Regions from separate parts of the Homo sapiens genome. Here region 1 is linked to region 2. The links are chromatin contacts, found by Hi-C or POLR2A ChIA-PET in ENCODE. All regions are on one chromosome and are shown on one strand. The core of a region is the stretch at or near the end of the contact, and the rest is flanking DNA. Distances in the headings are between cores, read along the strand shown.

The links. A loop is a pair of places that touch in the nucleus more often than their neighbours do. ChIA-PET counts read pairs that join two places held with the same protein, here RNA polymerase II (POLR2A). Pooled maps may share reads with other maps.
Region 1: a pooled map shows a loop between it and region 2 (4-fold over the local background). The contact joins two enhancer-like sites. A Hi-C loop is called at or near these places in 3 of 50 pooled maps. POLR2A ChIA-PET finds 5 or more read pairs at or near these places in 2 of 52 experiments (GM12878 and SK-N-SH).

The regions. Positions count from the first base shown.
Region 1 is chr2:43,425,190-43,428,362 of GRCh38, forward strand. It overlaps THADA (THADA armadillo repeat containing), which reads right to left. Exons shown (of 38, transcript NM_022065.5): 28 at 2,911-3,042. Among named protein-coding and RNA genes, the nearest start is that of THADA, 170 kb to the right of the region's middle. RefSeq lists enhancers at 789-868, 907-2,106, 1,261-1,350, 1,371-1,430. Within about 2 kb of position 1,447, at least 24 of the 41 ENCODE cell types and tissues checked have a DNase peak (open chromatin) inside an H3K27ac peak, as active enhancers do.
Region 2 is chr2:43,267,300-43,270,561 of GRCh38, forward strand. The region is part of intron 36 of THADA (THADA armadillo repeat containing); the gene reads right to left. Among named protein-coding and RNA genes, the nearest start is that of LINC01126, 42 kb to the left of the region's middle. Within about 2 kb of position 1,912, at least 25 of the 41 ENCODE cell types and tissues checked have a DNase peak (open chromatin) inside an H3K27ac peak, as active enhancers do.

The sequences.
Region 1 (3,173 bases), core at 197-2,696, 160 kb after region 2:
AACCTCAATTTCCTCAACGGGCAAATGAGGGTGATAACACCTCTTCTCAGAGTCACTGTAAGTAAAATGACCAGTTCAATACTTGGCAGAAAGACGGGGCTCAACAAAGGTTGGTCTACTTCCTACTGACTTCTCTGCTCAGAACACTTTCTTTCTTGTTTTCTGCATTCCTGGGTCAAAATCTACTTCTTAATAAATTCCTTAAACTGCCTAACCAATTTTAATAAGCTACTACTGTCTAGCTTGTTAAAATTGTATGTGTGTGTGTGTGTGTGTGTGTGTGTGTGTGTGTGTGTGTGATGGTATTAAATTTAATATCCCAAGTTTAATTTTGCTACTCAAAATGTGATCTACAGACCAGCAGCAGTGGCATTATCTGGAAGACCATTTGGAAGTCGGACTCTCAGGCCTCACCTCAGATTTACTGAAATCAGAATTTATATGATAGCCAAGTGATATGTTTACATCTTAAAGTTTTAGAAACACTGTTCTATAACACACATGGACAGTCAATAAGTCAGAGCCTAGGCTCTGTACTTAAGGAATCAAGGGTGGTGCTTCTGCTTACAGGACATTTTGCTTACAGTGACTCTCAGAAGATGTGTTATCACCCTCATTTGCAAGTTGAGGAAATTGAGGTTCAGAGAGCAAGCAAGGCAGTTACAGAGCTACAATTTGAACCCAAGAGTGCAGGGCTTGTCAAGAGTGATAGATGTGCTCTTTCTGTTACACCAAAATAACCTTGTATTTTGGTTGGTGGCACTTCTGCTGTTGGTGATGTTCTATGAATCTACTTCATAAAGCACCTTACTTACTGGAAGAAAGCAACTACAACCGCAGCATTTTCTTTCACTGGAAGAACAGACTGATTGCAAACTTCTTACTTTGTATTTTTAGAGGTTAACAAATGATGCCCTAAGTACACTGGCTTCAAAGCAATATTTAAATTTTCTATATTAATGCAATCTTTGTTTTATATAATGGATACTTTGAATATAATGAGTAGTATCAGCATTCTGATTATATGTAAACTAAGCAACATTTTGGAAAGGTACTTTCAGGTACCACTGAAAGGTACTTTCAATGTAGTAATTTATTATTTCTAGGATGCAATGAACAACAGACTGAGTAGTAAAAAGCTTCCACAAATTCAATGTTCTTAAGACAGAGCACAGGTTCTAAAGCAAATCTCTGTTTCTAATGTAAACTGCAATTCTGTGCACATGCCTTTCCTCCTTGCATCAACTTTCTGAAAACATTTCTTAGTTCTTTCCACTTATTCATGAAAGAACAATTTTTAAGGCCCCTGAAAGTAAAATTTACCACCCAAATTCCTAAAATGAATCACCAAATGCCAGATGAAGGAGACTGGTAACTTTGTATATCAGGAAACAAAAACCAGTCTGCCTGAGTCATCTCTGTGATCAAAGATAACACAGCCACAGCCAAGGCTTGGCGCAAACAAATAGCTCTGCAAGCGCATGCCAGAACCTCATGTTTAATGGTTTTCTCACATTAAAATGCATAAGTCAGCTCTGTGAAACAAGGAAGTGAAACCTAGGACACTACATACATAAGAAATACTCTCTTGAGTTTGGTTTCTTACCCTTCTGCTCCAAATCCACTTCAATTTTTGGTAGAAACACAAAAATGAAGGTACTGTTTTGTCAAGAGCTAAGCAGAAAGGTAATAGCTAACTAATATGATAGGCTTCTGAAAGGTTTCATGAGAAAATTTTAATACTTCTTGGAGGCCTACATATTTAGGCCTTTGATCCAAAATGAACAAAGTAATCAGAAGACGGCAAATGCCTGAAAAGATGTAACACAAGAAGTGGTAATAGGCTCTAAAAGAAGAGAACCCTGTTATATTATTTCATGAATACTCTATATTCATGGCTTTTTTCAGGTACTACAAACGTAAAAGAGAAGACGAGTGGGAATTCATGCCACATGGCATTACCATTTACATGCCACCCATTGCACCGGCTCGCAGACTCTTCCAGAGTGAAGAGGCAGATGTCCTGACATCCTCTCGAACCCGTGGACAGAAGATACATACCAGAACCAAGCCTGCTCCGTGCTAGCCAGGCTCAACACAGGAATAACGCAAACATGGGGCTATGTCTTTCAAAAGGAGTATCTCCTATCAACACCATCCACCTGCCTTGGAGCAGACAGGGCTCAAAGAAAACATTACTTACACAGGTTCTAATGAGATCCTGTACCCACAATATAAGCACCTTACTCTGAAACACTGGGGGCAATGGCAGGAAAACCCAGGCCTCTGCTTTCACAAGACCCCTCCCAAAGTTTGTGTGTGTGTGTGTGTGTGTGTGTGTGTGTGTATACAAGTTATATATATATACACGCACACACACAATAGTTATATACAAAAGTTTTACATATAATATATATAATAGTTATATATATAATAGTTTTTAATATATACAATAGGTTTACATATATAAAAAAATATATAATATGGCCGGGCGCGGTGGCTCATGCCTGTAATCCCAGCACTTTGGGAGAATGAGGTGGGCGGATCACAAGGTCAGGAGATCGAGACCATTCTGGCTAACACAGTGAAACCCCATCTCTACTAAAAATACAAAAAATTATCCAGGCGTGGTGGCGGGTGCCTGTAGCCCCAGCTACTCCGGAGGCTGAGGCAGAAGAATGGCGTGAACCTGGGAGGGGGAGCTTGCAGTGAGCCGAGATCGCGCCACTGCACTCCAACCCAGGCGACAGAGCGAGACTCCGTCTCAAAAAACAAACAAACAAACAAATAATATATATATATAAAATATATATGATATATATAAAATAGTTTCTGAAATAAGAAGAAGATAAAATATTCCCGTAAAACTCCCACGCCAACCTAGACAATTTCTACACAGCATGACACTACCTCATAATGAAGGGAACAAAAGGTCCCATGCTGAGAGCAGAAGAAGTACCATCCATCGGGGAAGCGTAGAGTCTCTCCAACACCAAAAGTAAGAGAAACATGCTTGGATGACGATTTGGTTCTCCCATATCACTGAAACAACAATTATTACACATGAAAGATTTCACATTTAGGTAGTGAAGCACTCCTCCTTCAAACATTTTTCTCATGAAATAATTATGTATATGGCCGGGTGCGGTGACTAATGCCTGTAATCCCAGCAC
Region 2 (3,262 bases), core at 662-3,161:
GGTGGACTCCCAACAGTTTAGAAGCAGATGCTCTATCTAATTCATCCCTGTGTCCCCAGATGTTAGTGCCCATGCAGCTGGCACTTGCCAGAACCTCAGTGATTAGGACCTGGTAAAAATAAGAAGATGGCAGATTGCGAGAAGTGAAGTTCCTATCTCCCAAAACCCAGTCTTTCCCCCTTACACAGAAATGGGCTTTTTAGCTAAGCGTGTGTCCATTTAGCTCAACACACGATTTCTGAGCCTCTTTGGCTGAGATCTGTGGCAGATGACGAGGGCCTGGCTGATAAGATCCATGGAAGTGGTGCATGTGACTTCCAGGCTGGCCCTTCCCTCCTGCCTTCCGGCTCACCAGATTGTGGACATGGCAGTGGGAGCTGGCACTGCCATCTGGGGCCATGTGAGGGATGGTGTGTCTTGAAAATGTCAGAGCACCAAGAAAGAAGGTGTGCGCCCCTAATCATACGGACCATCACACTAGTCTACTGAGTGCTCTGTGTGAGGAAAAAATAAGCTACTGACTTGTTTAAGCCACTATTAACTTCTCTTACAGATGCCAAATCTATACCCCGACTAAAACACCAGCTGTTTCATGCTTGAAACCCCAGAAAATACTTCAGAAAGTCCATTTCAAGATACACCCCAAGCTGACAGCCCTGGTTGTACTCCAGTAACTTCAGTACTTCAGCTGGAGGTGAGGAAGCAGGAGAGGGGGAAAGGAACAAGGGAAGAGGAGGCAGAGAGGGAGAAGACAAGTTGCCGTCAAGGCCAATTCTTTGTTTTTGATTCCCACCTGCTGTTCTCTGCCTCTGCTCCTGTAGATCAGCCTCACAAGAAATTCACTTCTGACAAACCCAATTACTGAAATACAGCAACGATTTCCTGGCCATTTTGACATTCAGGGAGGGATTTCTTACTTTTAGCTCATCATGATGCATCAGTGAACAGGTCAGAGCACATCTCTTGAATCCCATTCTCCTCCTAACGCTCATACAGACATTCACATCCAAACTGGGGCTGTGTACTCTTTACAAACAGACACTCTGAAAGGTGCACAGATTCCCAACATGCCATTCTATCTCAATGTACACACCCTGCCCCACGTGTGCAGAGAAAAACCCTCCCTGTACTGGCCCGCCACCACCAGAGCCACTCTCCATTCTGCTCTTCTGCCCATGAGAGGTCTTGCCATGGGGACTGCTGTAGTCAAAATAGAGCAGCAAAAACAAGGAAGCCCAGGCTTTCACAATCCACCAAGCATCTTCTGGGAGATTTGAGAACAGAATTGGAGTTTGGTGGGTAGGATGAGGGCTTCCCAGGTCTCTGATGTCACCCTTTACGCCTCCTTGGATAACAGCAGGATGGTGAGGGAGGGGTCGCCACCGTGGCCAGTGAAGAGGCCTCTCCTGGGCCCCACCCCTGCCCTGCAGAACTTCTCGGGCAGCACTGTCATGACAGCCTGGGTCTGACCTTCATCTGGCTGTTGGGATGGAAGAAGTCTGTGGCTGAGTGAACTCAGGAGGGCAAAGGGCAGGTGCCAGTGCTGGCTGGGGTGCTCAGGAGGGATGCTCCCAATAGAGTCAGGCCTGAAGCTGGGGCTGGAGGAGTCATCCTCACTGAACCAGGGACGAACGAGAAAGGTGGGGGGGCCCATCTTGCCACCCCTGACAGAGTAGTGACCCTAACACCTGAAACTGGCTTAGGTTCAAAAAGGAAGCCTGCTCACCACAGTGAAGAGAAATCCTGCATTGTGATATGGCCTTGCTGAGGAAAGCGAAAGTTCCTGAGGAAAAGGAAAGCACAGAAGAGGAGAGCCGAGGCCACGAGCTGGAGAAGGAAGATCACCAGGCACCAGGCTTGCCCTGACTAACAGGGAAGACAACACCCTGCAGCCGCGTCAGCACCAGATGGCCTAAGCCTCAGACTGAGGGCTTATCATCACCCACAGGGGTCAGTCGCCTTGGCCAGAGAGCTCGGCTTTCAGAAGCAGCAAGAGTCAGGGCAAAATGATGCAAAAATGACCCTCATTTCCTCGAAAGGAGCCTGTTGTTGTCTCTCTGGGGATTAGTCACTGGGAGGCCATGGTAACAATCCCATCACCCCAGCAACCAGGCCCAGCCAGGGTACTCACTGGCACTCATAACTGGCCAGCAGATCGAAGACGGGAGCATTAGTTTGCACCTGCTTTTGCACATCATGGGAGCCGCTGCCAGTGACGCACTCGCTGAGATGCAGGTGAACGTCAGGGGGCCCAGGCTCTCTGGAACAGCAACTGATGGCACACGCAACTTGGAATGCGGCAACCGGAGCTCCACCGTGCCCACCCACTGCAGCTGGCAGGAATGGGGGCCTACCTTGATCAAATCTCTTTATTTTGAAGGAATAAATAAGAAAACAGATAACTGGCTCCCACATAACTATCTTCCTTCAAAAGCATTTCCCCTCACCCTCCACTGGTTCACAGTGGGTTAGGACCACAATTCCTAGCCTCTTCTGTTTCCTCCCCTGCAGCCCCACTGACAATACTGAAGAACACACAGCCAGCTACGGAGAGAGGCCCAGAGAGACCAAGGCAGTGGAATCCCGGGCTGACTCAGGGTGTGGTTTGATTGCTGACTGCTGAGAGATGGCTGGTTTCACAGAACACTTAGTTCTTCCCACCCCAGTGTTGCTGGAGTTCCTCCAAGCCCTCTTCTCAAGGCAGTGTTCCATCTTCTCTGCCCTTACCCCACACCACCCCATCTCACCCCTGCCAGCTCCTCTCTACCCGAGTCTGGATTATTCTCAGGGGGCATCCCTACATTTCTGTCATTTCCTCTGTATAAATCAAGGCTTGGGGGACAGTAGAGAGGTACTGTCCTGGGCCTCAGGAGTGGGTGTTGTAGACCTCGTTTTTCTACTCATTATGTGACACTGGGGAAATCATTTACCTTTCTTGGGCTTCAGTTTCCACATCTGTAAGTCAGAGGCTCTAAAACCCTCGAGTCCTGGGATTCCCTCCCTTTAGGAGGGGCACTGGAGAACAGGAACAGCAGCAGCCTTGACAGAGGACCACCTGCCGCCTCTTGCTGCATCTGCCCTCTATTCCCTTTCCCCAGGGCACACTCTGGTATCTCAGCTCTGGTCCCCAACCCATTTTCTTACACTCTGACTCCAGTGTCTTCTTTCAAACACAACAGTGAGTTTAGAAGACCTTCAATGCACCCCTTTCTCTTAACTCCTGGGTTCTAAACTAGATGCCAGGTTTGGACTCCTTTCCCTG